Linked DNA regions of Mus musculus: region 1 is linked to region 2. A link is a loop called in an ENCODE intact Hi-C map of the cell type or tissue named here. Cell type or tissue: left cerebral cortex. All regions are shown on one strand. Links, peaks and the distances in the headings refer to the core of each region. The heading gives the core; the rest is flanking DNA. Region 1 overlaps 2610035D17Rik (RIKEN cDNA 2610035D17 gene). Region 2 overlaps 2610035D17Rik (RIKEN cDNA 2610035D17 gene).

Region 1 (10,523 bases), core at 1,704-9,703, 94 kb before region 2:
TAGACTGTTCAGCCTTCCTTCATAACTCCCTCTTGACCAAAGGCTGCCTCCCCAGGTCTAGATGCTCATCTGGTCCCGATATCTGAAAGGAGATTCCTTTGTGAGTTGGGTTGATCCAGAAAATGGCAAAACTACCTAAGCTGATGGGGGTCATCTAAACTAAGAGCAATGTGGCTGAGAAATGGGAGACAGCAGACTTTGTCTTAGTAGAAAAGCTTCTCCTAGGGCCAAAGAATGACTATGGGGTACACATGAAGGGAGGCAGCTGAAACACGTCCATCTTTGAGTGAATGTTGTGTGTGTGTGTGTGTGTGTGTATGAGAGAGAGAGAGAGAGAGAGAGAGAGAGAGAGAGAGAGAGAGAGAGAGAGTTCTCAAGAGGGCACACACCTGTGCAAGCAGAGACCCAAAAATCTACCTCAAGTGTTATTCCTCAAGAGTTACCCATCTTGATTTTTTTAAAAGTCTCATTTTACTTTTATGTATGCATCTGTGTGTATGTGTGCATCTACACATACATGTGTTTGTGTCCATACTTGTATGTGTCCATGGGTTCCTGTAGAGGTCAGAAAAGGGTGTGAGACCCCCTTGGAGCTGAAGTTAAAGCCAGCTGTGAGATGCCCGATGTAGGTGCTGGGAATTGAACTCTGGTTCCTTGCAAGAGCACCAAGCACTCTTAACTACTGAGCTCTTTCTTCAGCCCCTTTAGTTTTCAGGAAAAGATCTCTCATTAGCCTGGCACTTGCCGAGTAGGCCAGGCTGGCTGAGCAGTGAACCCCCAGGATCTGTCTCCCCAAGCACTGGGTTTATAAATGTATACCACCACACACTGGTCCAGAAGCACTTTCTTGATGGAGCCAACTCCTCAATCCCATGTTCATCTTTTCAAAGACAGCATCCAAAGAAAAGGATGCAGGCTAGCATTTTCCCCAGTGCATGGGGGTTCTCGAGAATGACGCCCAAATCCCTGGATTCCTGGATGCTCATCGCTACCCTAGTGTATAATTACCTCCCTGTGGCTGTGCAACTCAAGATGAGCAAGCAGGATTAGCAGGAGGCCCCTGCTCCAGCATGATGGACCCTCACGCCTAGCTTTCAGCAGAAAGACGGACGGGGTGTGGGGGAGGGCTGAGTCCCCTGACAGGCAGCAACAACTGCAGATGCCAGGTGATCCTGAAAACTTGGCTTCCCTAAGCTTCACAGGAACCTGTAATTTACCTTTCAATTGTTCTTACCTGTCATGAGCACAATTGGATTGGCATAACTCCTCCCTTCCCCACCCCCCTAAAGTCCCACCCACTCCCTGACGCCAGCCAGATCGAGCCAGTGACTGAGAAGGTAGGAGTGAGCTGGGAGGTCCAACTCAGCACTCTCTGGGTGGAACCCAAAGGTTATCAGGCAGGACTTTAGAGAGCAAGTACACACTTATCCCCAGTCGACATGCCCTTGATATTTTAAATAAATGCTACAGTTCAAAGGACTTCCAGGAAGTCTCCTAGCCAAGTCCCTCGCTTTCCAGACATTGTCCCTACGATTTCAGCTCTTTGTCTCTGTCTAGCAAAGATGTAAATTTTTGATCTTCGTTTATTCTGCAGAGCACTTGTTTGCACAGGTGCTGCACACACACACACAGACACACAGGAGCAAACTTGAGTATAGTGCAGTGCATCCTGTACTATCCTGGTGGCTGTGGGCTGGCTTCTTCAAGGGCAATTTCATTTTTAATAAGAGGTAAGTGTCACTTATATAGGGCTGTCTTAGAGCAACCTCTGGTCATTTGAATTTCTGCCATGCCCATTGTTCACAACACTCCTCAGAAGGGCACAGTCTCAACTGACCCATCATGCCTAAGATTGTTTTCAACAAGACAACCCTACCATCTTACAAATGGTCAGGATGGGGTAGCTGATCCTATCTGTAGACTGTCCTGTGGCCGATGAGAGACCAGACACACAGCTCGGAATGGGGAATGGCCAACCTATCTGGAAGCTTCCTCTTGCTGCAGCAGGAAGAGATATGGCCACTGGTTCGCTTACCAGAATGACAAATTATGATGGTTTTCTCGAGTCTGCCTGAGATTTAGTTCCCACAATCTTTTGTCCCAAGAAATCCCTTGTCCTAAGCAGGGTGGGATGACTTGGTCTCCCCAGCTCCACAGAGAGTGGAATGTAGGAGTTAGGAACACTATTTCCTACTGCACAAGGGCCTGCTAGTCTGGATGCTACTGTCCCTGGCATCTCTGTGACTGCTGAGTGTGTGCTCTAAGTCTGGGACACCACAGCCGACTACCTGGGCAGCCCCTCTAACCATTCCTACCGTCTTCTCCACTATCACTTTAGAAAAGACAACATTTACAGAGGAATTTATATAAAGGAATTTATACAATGCAGAGGCTGCTTAGGGAAGGAGGAGGTGGGAGAAGGAGGGAGGAAGAGGAAGTCTGCAAGCCTTCTTAAGATCTCAGCAACATTAAGCATCCTCAAGAGGTCTTCTCTATTCCACCATGGAGAATCAAAGAGGCCAAGGTCAATGCTCCACTTTAAAGTCACTGAAGAGCCATACAAACACACCAGATAGAGCACAAGGAAGCTGGGATTGTTTTATATAAACAAACTGTCCATCCATTTTGCAAATAAAACAGCTCAAACATCTTTGAGTGTAGTCGAAAAGGGGGAATCAAGGCATGATTAGGAAGGATTTCCAACTGTACACGTGGGGTCATAGAGGAAAGGACCAGACAAGGCTCCAGCTCCCATCGGATGGGTGTGTCATCAGCATACAGTAGAGGAAAGAGGTCCTCAGGAGGCACGACCAACAGAGCTCAGACATGAAGCCCTTGGATAAGCTGATCTCCGATTGCAACCTCCGAAGAGTGTCTTCAAAGTTCCTTGCATTTGTGTCACAGAAGAGGGAATGAAAAGTGGGTTCCTCTCTGCCTATCCAGACATACGCCTGCGTGTGATCCAGTGCCGGCCCTCCTCAGCCCCCCTGCTCAGGCTGCTCCTCTTGCTCTGACCTCCAAAGAGCCCCTGGGACCATCCAGGCAGATCATGTATCACTCTGGAGTCTTGTGCTGCTTCCAGGCCGGGTGCCACGCACCGAGTCTGACCCCTCTTTCCAAGGAACAGAAATAAGAATCAAGATCCCATTCAACCCAAGTGTGGTTAACTATTCACCCTGTATCCGGCTCAAGGATGATAGAGCAAACAAGAAGAATCTCTGGGTCCAGAGGCGAGTGGGCACAGGAGGCGGGGTCAGACAGGGAAGGGTGCGGTAACTGGACAGGGACAGAGTGAGGAAGAGTGTCCTGGGTAGTGGCAGTACCCAGGACATGTTTGCCACCAGACAGTAGATGAGCTGAGCTGGTAAGCCTTCCCCAGGCCCAGAGACGTATGTCTTTGTTCATTCAAGTCAAAACAGACTATTCCTTCCCAAATGCCGGCACAGTCTAGAAGTGTTTATATTCTCCAACATAATGTTCCGCAATTGAATCCAGGGCTCTAGTGTCTCAAGAGGCAGCCAGATCTCAGGCAGATCCTGAAGGGAGGGCCAGGGTCATGTTCTCCATGGTTCCACAGTTCCTGATAAGTAGCATGGATAAGCAGGTCAGTCTCCTCGGCCTGTGGACCAAAAGACAGCAAGTGTTAGACGGTGGCATGCTCTCCTTTCGCAACAGTGCACTCTTCCTACTTTATTCCCCAGGATTCTGGTTAGTACTGCCTGAACACAGGGCATAGAATTGTAGTCAAGGAGCTGGAGAAAGAGAGGCTTACACCTGGCTCTGGGGAACTCCTTGCACACTGGATCATCCCCAAGAAGCCTGATACACACACACACACACACACACACACACACACACACACACACACACCACAGGCACATACACATACATACACACACGTCCATGGCCCCAGAACCACAGGGTCTAGTTCTCTATAAAATGGCCACAGCAGCCCCCATGCACCCAGACTGTGGATAACTGACTCAGAATGGATAGGGGTCCCTCAGGGGATGGCACAGAACACCTCCCAGTCTGAGGGCAAACAGATGAGGGCAGATTCACCCTCCTTGAAGAGACTTCCCACTTGTCACCATCCACACTGCTGAGCAGAAAGTCAGAGTCCCCAAGGGGAGTGCCCCACTTCAGTGCTGACTTTGCGGGGCCACTGGAGGCGGTGTAGGCCCATGAAGGGGACTGCTATACAGGTCTCAGACTCAGCACGCATCATCAACCCAAGATGAGAACTGTGGGCAGGCCATCCATAAGCGCCCTGAGGAAAGAGATGCTTGATCCAAACATAAACCAGTCAGATAAGCACCGTCCTTGTAGGCCATGGCAGGGGTCTACAGGGGTCTCATGATCAAGGCCTCCTTGGACAAGCAAAAGCCAGGACATCAGTAACCGACAGAGTGTCCAGGGAGTTTGGATCCTAGAAGCTCAGCCTTCCAGAAAGGTCTTCTAGGCAGGGTGCAGCATCCACCATGATGCCCAGGGATAAGTGGGATGAAGGGGTGACAGCCTGGGAAAAATGCCTGATGAGGTTTCCTTGTAGGAGAGCTGGGGATGGGGACAGTCTCAACCGCAGAATCACAAATAAAATAAATAAATAAATAGAGTCCTGCAGGTGACCCCAAATCAAGTAGTACATTTCATCTGGGACAGGCCAGTCCCTCCCCACACACCTTTTATTTGGACACAAAACCACACCAAATAAACCCAAAATTCTCCATGCTCCCTCGTTCCTTCTCTCCTTCCGTACCAGCCTTGGGGCTGTTTCCTAGAGCCTCACAAGCCTTTTCCCCTGGGAGACAGGCCACGCAGCTGGCAAATTAATTGGCAGTGACAGGGCTTCCTTCCGGTTGCTCGGCAACGACGTGCAACTGACAGCAACGGTGCAGAGGGACTGCCATGAGGAATTTACAAAACAAAATCCGAAGCAAAACACACAGGGCCCCAGACTATCACCCTCAAAGGGCAGAACTAGACAAGGGGAGGGGGTGAGGCAAGGGGTGGGGAGGAAGTGGGGCTAGAGCATGAGAAAGTTCTCCATCCCCCCCTTATGCCCCCCCCTTATCCCCTCACCAAACTGTTCCTACAGCCTTTACCTCTGCCAGGCCAGAGAGAGAGAGAGAGAGAGAGAAAGGGGTGTGGGGACTTAGAAGCCTCGGTACTGAGAGGTGACTGGGAAGGTTGATGAAGCTCGCTGTGCAGAAAACAACAGTATCTGCAGGGAACGAACGCTTCTCCCCGTGCCGTGGGTCTACTGGCAAAGCCGCTCTACCCAGGCGGAAGTCTTCACGTCTAAGGCCCTCTCCCCTGGCCCTTTACACTGGACTGTCTTTCTATCTGTTCTATGACAAGAGTAGACAAGCCACACACCACATGGCCTTGGCCCTCATCTCTGATTTGGTGTCAGGTTTTGAGACAGGATCTCGCACTCTGAAGTGGGAGCCATAGACTAGCCTTGGACTTCAGGCAATCTTCCTGTCTCTGCCTCCTGAGTCCTGCGATTACTAGCACCAGTTGCCAGGCCTGGCTTCTGGTCTCTTTTAGAACTTCCATGCATAAAGCAGAGTACATATCCAGTCTATGTACAGGTTGAAGCGTTCAGTGGAAAGGAAAAAACAAGGAAGACATTGAAAGGTGCTCTCCCTCTGGTCCCTGTAACCTTGCATGGCAAAAAGAGCTGGTGGGCATGGTGATGTCAACAGTCTGAGACAGGAGACGGACCTGGATAATCAGGTTCAGCCCTCGGCACCATCACCTATGGTCACAAACAGAGGCAGGGGATGGGACGCAGGGAAGAGAGGTGTGAGACTGGAGGGGAGCACTTGGCTGACTCAGCTCGGCCGTCCTGAGGACTGAACAGAGAAGGCAGTGGATTCTCCCTGGAGTTCCAGAAGGAATCAGTACTGTAGATACCTTCGCTTCAGGGCACTATAACTGGCCTCAGATTGCACCGTGTCTGCCCATACTTCCACAGAGACATGTTTAACCATACAGTCATGGACCCTGGAGCTTCAGATACTCCAGGCAAGCATCACACCACTGGGCCAACCTCCCTCCAGACCCACAAACATCATCCCCAAAGATTTTTCCAAGAGGGCACCAGAGTGAGGATACAGGTAACAGGAAAGGTGAATTTATTCCTAGCAGCAGGGCAGGATTTAGCCTTAGAACGTACTAGCCGGTATCGGGAGGCTCAGTAAGAAAAAGGCAGGCCTCTGAGAGTAACAGAGGCAGGCTGAGCTATGAAGCTGCAGGCTGTTAAATGACAGCATTTGCTAGCAGGGACTTGGCCAGGTGGCCTAATCTCTGGGGGTTGGGGGGGGGGAAGCCTTAGTTTTGTCATTTGCAAAATAAAGATAATATCATCTGCCTTACAAAGCTCTCAGGATTAAATGAGATAATACACAGAAACCACCTGGAGAATGGCAGATGCCGAAGGAAGGAGCGGTGATACGTAGGAAAGTTTCAGCTTTCAGACTTGAGTCAGAGCCGCTGCTTCTTGCCATCCTCAGTAACCTATCCTATCCTTTCTAGTTGTTGATAGAACTCTGACTTATTTGTTTGTTTGTCTTGCTGGTGTGGTGGAGTTTGGACTACTGTGCAGCAAGGCGTAGCTATGTAAGAGCTGGCCAATGAGAGGCAAGCAAAACTCTTGGGGGGGGCACTTCAGGGCAGGCTGCTCTAGAGGAGCTTGAAACCAATCTATCTTTACTTCGCTCTGTTTTAATAAGGACATGAAGGCTGGTGCTCTAGCAGCCATAGTGGTATCCTGGAGACACTCCTGTCCTGTGATAGTTAAAAAAGGAAACAGGATGGAGGTGGGGCTGGATCCTGGCCACTCCAGTGATGCTTGATCGGCAGGAATAGTTTCCCTCATGATTTCCGTTATGTAAGAGGCAAACACTCCTCTCTTAATGCTCTGTTGTAGCATTTTCTAATAATCACGATAATGGATTTCTTGATCCATAGACCTGGGCCGACAGCTTCATAATCACACGGGAACTGGTTAGAAATGCAATTCCTACAGCTCCATCCCCCTAGAGTGTAGGGATGCAACCCAGGACTTTGCATCAGTGGGCACAAGGCATCTTCGCCACGTTCTAGACTAAGCCACACCACGGTCCTTGCAGTGCACATTTTAATGGGCCCTCCAGTGATCCGATGTGTTCTCCAGTGTGAAAACCATGGTCTACCAGTGATAGACTTCACTCTCCTATGCACTGTGGCATTCTGTGGTGTCCCTGGCCTCTATACATAAGCACCCTCATCCCAGAGGGGTGAGAAGTGTCTCAGATGCTGCCATGTGAATCCAACAGAGGGTGGGGACAGTAGCATTGCTTACAGCTGACAGATGGCCTGGCTCTTCAGCTTCCTTTTCTTGTCCAGTTATGTGTGTGTGTGTGTGTGTGCGTGTGCGTGTATGTGTGTGCCTGTGTGTGGGTATGTGTGTGCGTGTGTGTGTGTGTGTGTGTGTGTGTGTGTGTGTGTGTGTGTGTGTGTATGACGAGCACATGTAGTGCCATTGAAAGCCAGAAGAGTGCGTTTGATCCCCTGGAGTTGAGGATGGTTGTAAGTTACCCAATGTGTGTGGTGGAAACTTCGCTCAGGACTTCTCTAAGAGTAGCACGTGTTCTTAAACACTGAACCATGTCTCCAACTCCCTTATTAAGGAGGAGAGGTAGAAGGAGGAGGAGGAGGAGGGAGAAGAGGAGGAGGAGGTGAAGGAGCAGGAAGAGGAAGAGGAAGAGGAAGAGGAGGGAAGAAGATAATAACAAACCAAAACACCAAGTCTTTGGCTGGAGCAGCTCATGCTTGAGGAGGTCAGAGGACAACCCCAGCGTCAGGCCAGGCCTTCCTCCTTAGTTGGAGACAGGGTCCCCTGGTTTTTGTCATAGTGTACACCACACTAGCCGACCTACAAGCTTTCGAGGGATTTCCTGTTCCCACCTCCCACTTTGCAGGAGGAATACTGGGATTGCGGATGCATACTTTACAAACCCCTACCCAGCTTTATTGGGCTTGGGAATTAGAACTCAAGTCCTCATGTTTCTGTTGCAAGTGTTCAACCCAGAGAGCCACCTCCCCGACCCTTAGTTGTTCCTTGACCCTAGATGCACATCACAATCTCCTGGGAAGCTTTTCCACCTTCCGATGGCCAGGACCTGCCAAGCCCCATAAGGTCAGTATGGACGAGGGAGGAGCCTGTAGAGTTGAAGCTGCATGGGGCGGAGCCAGCTCGGGCTTTGTTCAGCACCTCAGCAGCTGGCACGGGACCTGGGGAGAACTGCTTCAGGCTGTGTGGAGGTGCTGAGTCTGCTGATGGGGAACACACAGGTGCTCCCAAGACCAAGCTGTACCAGGAGTGAGCTGGCCAGCCTTGGGAGCAGCTCGGGGGCAGGCATCCCCATGGACGGATGGCAAGGAATTCCTGGCAGCTGGGTCAGCCTATTTCCCATTTCCAGTAAGGACACCCTTTTGGTCTCTCACATGAATAATTATGCAAAGCCCCAGCTTCTGTGAATACAGGGTTCTAGGAAGAGCCCCACAGACGAACTTGAACAGAGGCAGAGGGTGAATTCCTTTCCAGTGGCTAGTCTTGAACCTAGGACATGAACCCAAGCAGGCAGAGGAGGAGTTGGACCATGTGTCTATAACTGACTGGAACAAGGGAGAAGTCAAGTGTGAGGGTCGAATAAGTTGGTGTTCTGTTCCCTGGAGAGGAGGGATTCAGTCCAAAGGTGCCAGTGCTTTCTCCTGCAGAGACATCTATGCCATCCATTACTTCATTCCCAACTGTGCTCACAGAATCCTGAGCCAACTTTTTTTTAAAAAAAAATTTAATATACTTTTAATTAAAATGTAATTACATCATTTCCTCTTTGACTTTCCTTCCTCCAACCCTTCCCACGTTCTCTCCACCCTGACTTCCCTCTTTTTTTTTTCAATTATTTTAAACACACACACACACACACACACACAGAGATAGACAGAGAGAGGGAGAGAGACAGAGAGGCAGAGGAGGCCATCTTCATTGTTTGTGTGTATACTGTTTCAGGACTGACCACTTTATAGTGAATAACCAGTTAGGGGGCTTGTCCCTGGGAGAGACTAATTCTCCCTCTCTCAGGGGTCATAAGCTGCCTGTACCCAGGGGTGGGACACTGAGATTTCTCTTATATCTACAGAGAAGTAGTTCTCATTGTGCTTCAAAGCCTCTCCTCTTTCCAGTAAGTGGTGAGGCCATTACAGAAATCCACAGCTGGATGCAGTCGAGAGATCAGCAGGGTCATGGGAAGCCCAGCTCCAAGCACACATCTCAACACAACTACATCTAGGGCTGGGGAACCAGCCTGCAAGAACAGGTGTAAAGAGGCCAGGGAGGTCTGCTGTGGGGTTGTGTCACCTAGCAACAGTGCACAAACAAGACCTGGGCACGGACAACATCAGTGGGCATGTTAACTTGGAAGACCAACCTTTTCTTTTTTTTTTTTTCACTTGGCTCGAATCATGGAGTCCAGGATGTCGAAGGAAGTGTAGGATGCGGAGGAGGGAGGAAGAAGAAAGGAAGGACGCAGAAGAGAAGAGGAAGTGAGGAGAAGAAAGAAAAGGAGAGAGGAGGAAGACAGGGAACGGGAGAGGAAGGAGGAGGAAGAAAGGGAGGAAGAAGAGAGGCAATGTGTGAGAGCTGGGTATGGTGGTGCACACCTTTAATACCAGCACTCAGGAGGCGGAGGCAGGAGGATCGTTGAGTTAAGAATCTAGCCTGGTCTACATCTAGAGTTCCAGGCCAGTCAGGTATACATAGTGAGACCCTGTCTCAAGGAAAAAAAAAAAAGCACAGGAGGGAGGGCGGGGAGAGAGGGAGCAGCAGCTAACATTTTTGCTAGTCTCAAGAGCAGCCACCACATGGAGCAGGACTGGAATGAATGAATGGCTTCCCTGTTTCCTGCCTCTTTATTTCAGCCCCACCTGGTAGCCCAGGTGGGAAGACACGGGACCAGATGTAAACCTATAAAGTCCGTGGGGAAAGCCAAGGAGTCTCTAGGGGACTGCAGAGCAGAGGTCTTGCCTCTGCCTACCCGCTGTCCTTTCCCGAGGGTCCCGCCTTCTACCACGCAGCTCTCTTCCAGCTACCTGGGATAAGGAAGAAGAGACACAGCTGCTCTGGTCTGGCAGAACCAAAGACGCTGGGGATTGGAGTCCAGGCCCCAGCCCAGGCCTATCCCCAGACCCCGGCTGTTCCTAAGAACTTCTAACAGGTGATTCTGTACAACAGGGAACTCTCAGGGTCAAGGACTTAGCCGATACCCAACATTGTCTCGCCATGCCCCTCCTCCATCTTCTTAGTCCATCCAGAATACCTCTCCCATCTGACTAGGATCCCAGCCTCTCCCATCTGACTAGGATGCCGACCTCCCCCATCTGACTAGGATCCCGAGGATCCCTCCTGTCTGTGCAAATGTCCTGACTCCTGCAAACATGTTAATAAAAAATTAAAAAAAAAAATAAGCCTG
Region 2 (10,523 bases), core at 1,237-9,236:
CTCCTTCGCCTGCTTGCTGCGTGAGACTGAGTAACTGCTAGATCCTTGGACTTCCATTCACAGCTGCGACTGAACCATTGTTGGGAATTGGGCTGCCGACTGTAAGTCATCAATAAATTCCTTTACTATCTAGAGACTGTCCATAAGTTCTGTGACTCTAGAGAACCCTGACTAATACAGAAGTCTTCCACTAGCAGCCTTTGGATGAAGACATAGAACTCTCAGCTCCTCCTACACCAGGCCTGCCTGGATACTGCCATGCTCCCACCTTGATGATAATGGACTGAACCTCTGAACCTGTAAGCCAGCCCCAATTAAATGTTGTTTTTTAATAAGACTTGCTTTGGTCATGGTGTCTGTTCACAGCAGTAAAACCCTAACTAAGACAGAAGTTGGTCAGGGAGGTTTAGAGTCCATGAATAGGAATGGACAGAGAGGGCCCCCGGGATCAGGCTGGGCAAGCAGCAGACTGAGCCAACTGTAGAACTAAAAAGGAAAACACATTTGTGAAATCAGTGCGGTAAGGGTGCAGGACGCAAATGCTTGCGACTCTTCTACATGTTTGTAACTTTATAAAATAGAGCACTGGAGACTGGGAGGATGGCTCAGTGCTTAAAGCACTCGCTATGCAAGCATAAGGAGTTCGAATCCTGAGGACTGATATAAATACCAAGTGGGTGTGGTCCCCACCTGTAATTCCAGCCTTAGAGGACAGAGATAGGGAGCCCCGGAGCAAGCTGACTAGGGGGACTGGCCTTAGCAGTAAGCTCTGGTCTTACTAAAAACCCGGACTCATTGAATTAAGGGAAAAGACACAGAATGACTCCAACTTTCAACTTCAGGTCTAGCACACACACTCACATGCACACAAAGATGCACATACACATGTATATGCATATTACACATAAACACATAAAAATGAGATTTAAAAAAAAATCACAGAACGGAATGTTGGGGGTGGAGGGGATAAGCGAGCACCCGAAACAGTTTGTGAGAACAGTGCTGTCCACCCTGCTGACAGGACCTGGAGGTTACAGAGGGGGCTGAGGAGAGAAGAGACTCACAGGGATAAACAGCCACTGGAGAAACTTCACCATGGAGCCCAGGTAAAGGACAAAGCAAGAGCCTGGGTCTCTGCATTCACTTTCCCTGACCAACATCTTCCAGTTCCGAGGGACTAAGCCCTTCGGGGGCGGGGGGGGGGGGCTAAAGGGCCTCACACTAAGTAGTATCTCCATGAATTATGTGTAAATGCATCAGAAACAAATGGACTGTGTTTCTCAGCACACAGCCAGGCCTGAAATAGGCAAATCAAGGTGGGGGGTGGGGGGGAGCGACATCAGAGGTGGCAGTGAGCAGCGGGTACTGTTGTTTGACTGCACAAAACCATCTTTTGGAAGACACTTGATTGACTTCCTGATGTCCATCACAGACCATCAGGGCTCCTGCGCCCGGGGTCTTTAATATTCAAATGACTCTGAAAACTATTTCCCCTCCTGGAAAGCCGAGGGAGAGGAAACCTTTGAAGCCCGTCAAGTTATTTAATTGTGTCTTCTCTCCAAAGGTAAGGCAGTTTATTTTTATCCAGAATCAAATAAACATTCTCCCAAATGGTATGTTCAAAGCCTCCGGGCCTCTGAGGTTGGTTTGGGGTTTTGTTTTGCTTTGTGTAGAGTAAGGATGGTACTTTTTCTTGCCCAGTGTTCTAAAGTCACCGAACAAAGATCCAAGAAGAGTAATGAACTAATGTGCTGTTCCAAAGGAGAGCGGGACAGATGGGCTCTGTGTGGCTACTTAGGGACAGAACACAGGTGGTCTGGGATCTGGGTCCACCTGCAAGACATTCTGTTCTCTGTGGGAGCACTGGGTTTGCCAACCCAGGGTACCAGCTGTGCTGAGGGTGTGAGCCCATGGGAATACCTCCCACTTGGTGACAGTGACTACCTCCTTGGGGACACTCAGTGACTCCTCTTCCAGTCCTCAGAAGTAAAGGAAAGTAATTGCCTATAAGGGCAATGGCTCCTTGCAAAGATCTAGGGTAATGAACAGTCTAGCACTTATGAAGGAATTTCCTCCACTGTCTTAATTCGGAAAACAGTCTACATACACACAACCCACAGCGATCATTTGGACATGGGACAGTGGCAATATAGATACTGAGGTAGGTTGACAATGACCCTCAAGTGCTCTGCATTTAAGTAACATTCCCCAAAATTCTTATTTATGGAATCACCAAAAACTAGAAGTCACACACCGTCCAACCGGGCAAGCAGTTTCAGAAAAACTGGTTATTGTGGATGAGACAAGTCCACTGTCAGATTCTGGTAGGGAAGGGGTCTCTAGCCCTTCCCCTGTGTAGTGCAGCTATGTATCAAGCACTCTATTGCCTCATTTAGTTCTGGGAATAGTCTTATGAGATCAGGGTCATTAAACACATTTTACAGACTTTTTTTTTTTTTTTAAGAAAATAAGCCACAGACAAAAATGACTGCCCAAGGCCATGCAGCTGGCAGGACAGGGCTTCAAACCAGCTCTCCCTGATTCATTCCAAAGTCCATGTTCCTAATCGCCGCAGCCTATCTGGCCTGCCAGGCGGCACCCAGGAGGGCAGAGTTTTAACTCTAAAGGACCCAGGAAGCCTGATGGAGACAGGTTCAAGTAGCCAAAGGACCCCACAATTCTATTTCATATGCCACCTTCTTCTTTCAAAATCGCGCACTTTCTTGACTTTAGTTAACATAAGATAATTCTCATTATAAACTAAGAAAGCAAGGTCAGCACCCACAATCTCTCCCAAATAGGAATGCTCTTCATTTCTTTCTCTAACTTTTTATTCTGGGATAATTTTAGATTAAAAAGAAAAGATGAAGAGATTATTAAAACTCCCTCTGCCTCTACTCATCTCTGGCCCACGTACATTTTTTTACATAATCATGGCATATTCGCCCAAACAAAGACATTAGCAGACACAGGGGTCGAGACAGATGGTTCAGAGGTTAAACACACTGCTGCTCTTGCAAAGGACAGGGGTTCGGTTCCCAGCTACCTGTGGTGGCTCACAACCACCTGTAAACCCAGTTCCAGAGTCCTTCCCAGGCACTGCATAAATGTGGTGCACAGACACACATGCAGCAAGACACAAACACGTACAGAAAATAGTTTTGAATGGATGAATTTTCCAATCAAATTACACTACAGATTTTTTTTCAAAACCTCCTAATTTTCCTTGCCCATTTCTTTTCCTAGCTCACAATCTAATTCAGATTCAACAGAGCTGACACCTGCTATTTGTGGACAGAGTATACTGAAGAGTGCATCAAAGATATGTATCTATGTCAAAAACCATAAATGGTGCAACATGACTTCCATTGAGTTCTTAATATTCTGCTCTGTGGGTGGGTGGTACCCCCTCCTCCTCCTCCTCCTCCACCTCCTCTCCCTCTTCCCCTTCTCCCTCTTCCTCCTCTCCTCCCTCTTTCTCCTCTCCCTCTTCCTACTCTTCTTCCTCCTCTCCCTCTTATTCTTCCTCACCCTCTTCTTCCTCCTCACCTTCCTCTCCCTCCTCTCCCTCCTCCTCTCCTCCCTCTTCCTCCTCCTCCTCACCCTCCTCTTCCTCTTCCTCCTCCCCCTCTTCCTCACCTTCCTCTTCCTCCTCTCCCTCCTCCTCCCCCTCTTCCTCACCCTCCTCTTCCTTCTCCTGGTACTTCTTTTGTCTTCATTCCTCACTGTTGCATAAATGCAAAATGGACAAACTCCCCCTCGGATGTGTGCTGGCCCCATGGACCACGCATACATCTTCCAGTTCACATCTTCTCAATCGCTGCTTCACTCTCTCCTCCAGAAAACCTGGACTCATTTGCCTTCCCAGCAGATGATGGTAACAGAGTCAGTCACCTTGGACAAGAGCCGTCCCTCCATTCACTCCTCAAACAGGATCAGCACAAGCCAGAAAGAGTTAATAAACATCTAGCCATTTCCCCACAAACCAGACTGATCAACTCAAACGGCTGCCTAGAAACTAAACTTCTGCTCCCGTGGACTCAGACTGGTACGCGGTGTCCTCTGGGCCTGACAGACAGAGATATTTGGTCATTTCAGTCATGGAGTTACTCCCACGGAGTTTAATTTCCTTCTCATCTCTCTGTAGTGTCTATCGAAACTCTCGGAAGGAAAGAGCGTCGAGCCAGCCCCTGCTAATGCATGTGCCAAGAAGGACAACAGCAAATAACATATATTTTTTAATGGCAAAAAAAAAGTGTTGGGGGGGAGGGCTAACAACAAGGAGAAGCTTAAAGGTCAGGCTGCTGCCGTCGGAGGGTGAATGAGAACCTGCACCTGTCCAGCATACCTTGCCTTACCCTTGGAGCAGGCCTATTTTATTTTATTCAGAGATTCCTGTTCTGCATAAAACACTCCGTCCCCATGCTTAGAAACAAGACCTAAGGCATACATTTGGGTGGTGGGAAAAGGGCTGACTGGGAGGATTGGCTACTGAGTCATGCCCCATGCTGGGGAAGTCTTCTGTGCCATCCTGGCCTGCAGAACGGAAAATAAAAAAGAGAGAGAAGAAAAAGGGAAAGAAAGAAAATAAGCTACTGGGCAGAGGGAACGCTCTCCCACGCCAAGCTCAGCTTGAATTCATACACAACACAACCTCTTCAAGAGGGGCTCGGCTCTGAGAGTCTCTAACTGCGACCGATGAAAGCGGCAGGAAGTGGAGAGTATTCCAGAAGGAAAAAACGGCAGCCACGGGAGAGATTTTTCTTCACTCTGGTGTTTGCAATCTTGTCACTCTGGTCAGGGCCACAGCATCTAGTCAGTGGGAGCAGTCTTTGAAACACAGGGTGTCCCTGTCACTCTCTCTGCTCTCCAGTCAGAACCATCTCCATACGATAGCACTGGCTATTTCCTGGGCCTCTGCGGTCTGCAGCAGTCCCTGGCAGAACCCATTCCAAGTTTGAATTCTGCTTAGAAACCTCAGGTGGATCTGCCTTCCCTAGAGAAAACTCTATCCAGGAGACACCATGGCCCTCTCCTACAGGACTCTCTGGTCACCAGAGAGGAGAAGACTTCAGAGGAGGGACAACATGGAGAACCTGGTGGCTTTCAGATCATAGAAAGAATGTCCCGAATGCTCCTGCATCCAGTACTCAGTGTCTGACTTAAAAAGTAGGGTTGAGTATGGGGTGCACACACCTGTAATCCCAGTGCTCAGGAGGCTGAGACAGGTGGTCCATGAGAGGTCAAGGCCACTTTGGACTACACAGGGAGGCCATGTCTCAAAATACACACACCTACATACATATAGACACACACGCAAAATAAACAAACTTCAACAGAAATAATAAGCACATACACTGCTCAGATGACAGAAATGTGATAAAGTACCACATTATTTATATATGTATATATATATATATATATATATATATATATATATATATACACACATACATACATACATACATATATATATATATTGTTTTGGGGGGGTTTTTTGGGTTTTTTGTTTTTTGAGACAGGGTTTCTCTGTGTAGTCCTGGCTGTCCTGGAACTCACTCTGTAGACCAGGCTGGCCGTGAACTCAGAAATCTGCCTACCTCTGCCTCCCGAGTGCTGGGATTAAAGGCGTGCGCCACCACACCCGGCTAACCACATTATATCTTAAGGGTCCACCAAAAAACAAACTGACATAGTAACTATGAGAGGTAATTGATGTGCCGGTTATTTTGATTATAGTAATCATTTCACTATGTGTGCACATTGTGTGGATGAATATATATTTGTGGATATATGTGAATATATATCATATCGTCCCATCATGTGTAATCTTTGAATAGATTCTATTTTATTTGTCAAGTGTACTTCATCAAAGCTCTAAAATGAGCGAAAATAAAAACAAGACTTTCTCTGTTTGGCTGATGCTCACCTTAGCAAGTACAGGCCCAACATGTCCCTGCAATGAGAGGTAAAATCCTTAGAAATCAGAGCTCTATTTCCCACAGTCTTTTTTAGGGAGAAATGGTACACTTGTCTAAAATGTATGAGTCTATCTAAAGATGTTGCCACTTATGTGACTCACTCTTATCAACCGATATTGAAATGCAAGTGAAACTGGAATATTCTGGATTTGTAGGGAAGTGGGCTCTACCATGGGCAGAATCTAATCAAAGGGCCTCTACTCAAATACAACTTAGTGTGGTTGGGCAACCGGGAACTCCACGAGTTCAGAAACAGACCTCTTTGGGGGTGATGCAGATGGGGGGACGGGAGGGGGCAGCCAGCAAGTACAGCAAGCTCCAGGTAGGATCTCACAAAGACACTGGCAGAGTACCGGGAATTCCACTTAGGACCATGTCACAGGATAAGTAAGTTCCCAACACTCAGGTTTTCAAGTTTTCTTTCTATTCCAGTGGCAGTAGGTGGGCATTAAAGACCCCAGGGTTTGCTTTAGGACAACTGCTGAGAAAATGATAACCTTAGGAAGTCCTTAGGGGTATTTCTGTCTGGTCCCCCAAATCAGAGAACAAGATGAGTATCTTAAAAACAGCCACACGTTTCTGCCCTCTGAAAACCACCAACAGACACGTTGTTTTCAGACTCTGTATTTATCAATGTAAATAACTTTGAGAATACTCCAGAGTTTCTAATCTGGTTTCCTTAGTTCATCTGGTCTACCTGGGGACACTGAAGAAGTATATGTGGCTAGGCACAGGAACCATGGCTTCTAGGAAGAAGAGCTATCCCCTCCCCTCCTCTCAGGTTCTCCTGCTGCACAGAGAGAGAGCTAGGCACCTCCCATATTTCCTGTAGAGTAGAGAAGAGAAGGGAAGGATCCACTGTGAAATATGAGACCCTTCCAGAGATAAATGCAAGGGTAGGCAAACCCAGTGAAGTAGCACAAGAATCTAAGAGTGCTGAAAGAGTCGGGCAGAGGGAGCACTGTGGGTGACTGCCAATCTTTCAAGTCTTCCCTGCCCCTCTCAGAGGATAAGTAGGGTGATTTACTTTCTGGGTTGTAAGCAGAGTGGAGGAGGGTGGGAGAGCTTCTATGCCAGATGATTCTGGAAGCAGCCTGCCCTCACCACCCAGGCCATCCCAGGGCAGATGACAGACGGTATGAGCTGTTGGGAGCTGTGAGGTGTTCAGCTCCTACGCCAGTCTTCTCCAGAAGGGGCTGAATTTGGGTGCCTATGTTCACAGTTTCCTTCGTGTGGACATAGTCCAGATGCCATAAAGGTTAGCCATAGTGTGGGCAGGTGTCATTCACTCAATAGCCCAAGAGCCTGCTGTCAACCAGACATTGGGGACACAATGTGGACTAAACCCAGTCACCTCCCCAGCATAGTGGTGGGGACCGATGTTGACTAAGCAAACATAATAAATATAGAAGTCCAAATTGGGATGCTCTTTCCAACTGTTGGCAATCTGCAGTATAAGGTAGCCAACAAACTCAAGACAGCCATGATGGAGCTGGACCCTGCCAAAGAAACTCTTGATCTGCCCTTGACTCTGGATAAGTTAAGCCTCTTTCTCGGCTACAAAATGGGTCACCAAAGAGACACACATTTCAGGAATTAGCTAACTGAAAAACCTCGATAACAGCTAGCTTGTGTTAGCAGAAGGAACTTCTGGACGTTAAGATGTTAAGTTGTTGAGGCTCAGAATGTCTCTTAGCACAGTCTAGAGACCCCCCACTCATCTCTTCCCCAGCAGCCAGACCTGGGCTTTCCTCATCTCTCAGGAGACTCTGATAGACTTCTTCCAGCTGACTCCAGCCAGAACCTCTGAGCACTGCCATTATTACAGTCCTGGGTCTCTTTAAGCAGCCACTGCCAGCACTGTGGGGGATTCGTGGTGATTCAGCCCTGGCCCAGTGAGCTGGACACACAATCGCTCAGCCAGGATATGGCCATGAGCCCACAAGCCGCTGCGAGGAGACAAAGCTGTTCTTGGGCCTTCTAAAGTTCCCCCTGACCCCTGCTGTGTTCGATGGGCAGGCATATTCTGTCCAGCCTCTATCCCCAAGGTGGACTAAGGCTGGCTTCACTCTCTTGGGGGCTTGAAGGCAAGACAATTGTTCCAGCAGAGAAATCAGACAACTGACAGAAAACAAAAACAAAAAAGAAAAAAGAAAGAAAACCAAGCATGTTTCCATCTCCCTTCACGAAGCTTATCTGTGCGGAGGCCCCGTCTCTGCTCATGTCCTCTTTGGATGGGGAGGAGGGGCAGCAAAGGGGCTTTATCAGACTCATTCAAATGTGCTGCTGGTCCTGGGAGCTCAGGAATACGGCTTTGAGGGCTGCCTGGCCAGTTTCCATCCTGTTTCCAAGCAACCTGACATGCAATCCATCCATCGGAACCTTATCACGGAGTCAGTGAGCCGGAAGGCGCTGAAGAGCTCTCTGCCCGGACTCCCTACACCAAAGCCTGAGGGGAGACTCCTGGAGATTGGAAAAGAAGGTACAGTCTTTGCCCAGGGCTCACAGTGACCCCAAGAATTAGAGAGTAAGACCAGGACTGGTGGTGCAGGCCAAGGGTCCTGGACGCTCAGGACGCTGTAGCACAGAGATCAAAAGATCAAGGTCTCTCTGGGCTGGAGTGAATTCAAGGCCAACCTGGGAACTTAGTGTGACCCTGTCCCAGGGACTGAAAATGGAAACTGGGCAGTAGCTAAGTGAGGAGAGGTTGTCTGGCATATGGTGAGCCCTACATTCAACCCCAGGTAATGGGAGAATGACACAAAAAAACAGGGAGAGAGGGCTGAAGGAGGGAGGGGGAAAGAGAGAGAGAGAGAGAAGGAAGGAGGGAAGAGAAAGAGAGGGAGAGAGGAAGGGGAGAGAGAGAGGAGGGAGAGAGAAGGAGGGGAAGAAGAGAGGAAATGGAGGGAGGGAAGGAAGGAGGGAGGGGACCTAGATTTGAGCAGAGCTGAGGCCAGGTAGCTCACTTCAGGACCCTGCCCACTTATTCGCCTTCTTGTTTCCCGGTGCAGTTCACACAAGGGTCTTGTAAGAATATGCTCTGGGAAGGAAGAGCAAGCATGTTAGATCTCCTTTTGCCTCTCTTGTAGCTATGACCACCCTTAAAATGCACAGGCAAAGATCTAACAGTGTTCCTTCAGTTTCCCCAAAGCAGAAAGCAAAGGGGTCCTTCACCTGTGTCTGTCACCAAGGCTACTTCTCATTTTGCTTGAAACGGCTGCAGTTCAAGACCTGTTGACATCCCATGTGCTGAAGCCCCTGAGCACAGTGCTGGCAGTGGCTGCTTTAAGAGTCCCAGGGTTGTAATAATGGCAGTGATCAGAGGTTTGGGCTGGAGTCAGCTGTGAACTCAGAGTCACAGTGTTCCAAGCCTGCTTCTCAGGAGGACCTTAGACAGAAAAGCCTGCCCTAAAAGTCAAACTGCACTAAACACCAACTGAGGATGGTTATTACTGTATATACACCACACAGCACCAATTCTGACTCGAAAATAAAGTGCACAGCATCCCCTTTTCTGATGAAAACTACACACATCTATACTCACAATGGCACAGAGATGCTATGAAAGAAATGGACAGCGTTTTGTTTTGAGTATGTGACACTTATTTTTTTAAATTTGAGAAAAAAATGAAAGCTCCCTCCTTTAGGATACAAAACGTGAGTTCAAAGAGCCAAGCAAGGCAATAACTGACCTCCTCTGGGTCCTTCCCCAGGAAGATGCTTGACCAAAAGGCCACTGAACACTGGCCAAGAATGGGCGCCACAGCTGGGCAGTGGGCCCCACCCAGAGGGCAGCCCACCCCCTCCCTTTACACCACAAGACACACAGGCCAAGGGCCAATGATCCCCAGGCATGAAACCAAATGAACAAAGAGGTTACACAACTCCGTAATCACATGAGAGCCAAGATGGGACCTGACATCATAAGACCACCAAAGTCTCCCCAGCCTTTAGTGTGAGCTCATAGGATAAATAAACAACCGTGATTAATCAGATTATAAATATATAACAATAAACAGCATAAACATAATAATCAACTTCTCAGAACCATACTTGAGTCCATAAAGTTAGCTTTCTGCCAACATACAAAGGGGCAAGAGGCTCAGGGGGACCTATGAATCCTTTTCTACTTTCTGGAACCCATTGCATGTCACCCAAGATTAATACACCTGTGGCCATGGCCCTGCAAGGTCAGCTTGGTGAAACTGAAACACGAGAGAATGTAAAATGGCTGTGGATTGGGACAAAGTCCAAAGACAGGATGGCAAAAGAAAAATGAGAAAAAAAAGAAAGAAGAAACAGGGCCACTTAGTTGCTGTTTTGGGTAGAAGCAAGACTTCCTCTTTGTCCCAGATCTGAGTCCTGAAAACTACAAATGTGCATCTAATTTAAAGACACGCTGAAGTCCTATGAACTTTCTAGAATTTTCCAAACGCTCAAAAATCATGGCAAACATCAACAGGGTAGAAGTGGAGGGTTCCATACTGATAATTTCTTGAGTCCAGATTTTACTGATAGCCAGTAGGTTGTACATATCCATAT

The links. Peaks named below come from ENCODE experiments on the same cell type or tissue, not always from the same donor. Only the 100,000 strongest peaks of a DNase experiment are listed, where the experiment ranks them.
Region 1: a loop joins it to region 2, with 2.8 times the contacts of the local background. A loop is called at or near these places in 1 of 42 quality-filtered maps.

Annotation. Positions count from the first base shown.
Region 1 is chr11:113,041,542-113,052,064 of GRCm38, forward strand. 2610035D17Rik (RIKEN cDNA 2610035D17 gene) reads right to left here. Exons shown (of 3, transcript NR_015556.2): 3 at 2,365-3,619. Among named protein-coding and RNA genes, the nearest start is that of Gm39467, 87 kb to the right of the region's middle. In left cerebral cortex, for the core only: no CTCF peak of the experiment used is centred there; DNase peaks (open chromatin) are centred at 4,843, 6,801 and 7,208; H3K27ac peaks cover 175 bases.
Region 2 is chr11:113,136,121-113,146,643 of GRCm38, forward strand. All of the region lies in intron 1 of 2610035D17Rik (RIKEN cDNA 2610035D17 gene), which reads right to left. The region is part of intron 1 of LOC115487747 (a long non-coding RNA gene); the gene reads right to left. Among named protein-coding and RNA genes, the nearest start is that of Gm39467, 7.2 kb to the left of the region's middle. In left cerebral cortex, for the core only: no CTCF peak of the experiment used is centred there; DNase peaks (open chromatin) are centred at 4,660, 7,886 and 8,281; H3K27ac peaks cover 1,741 bases.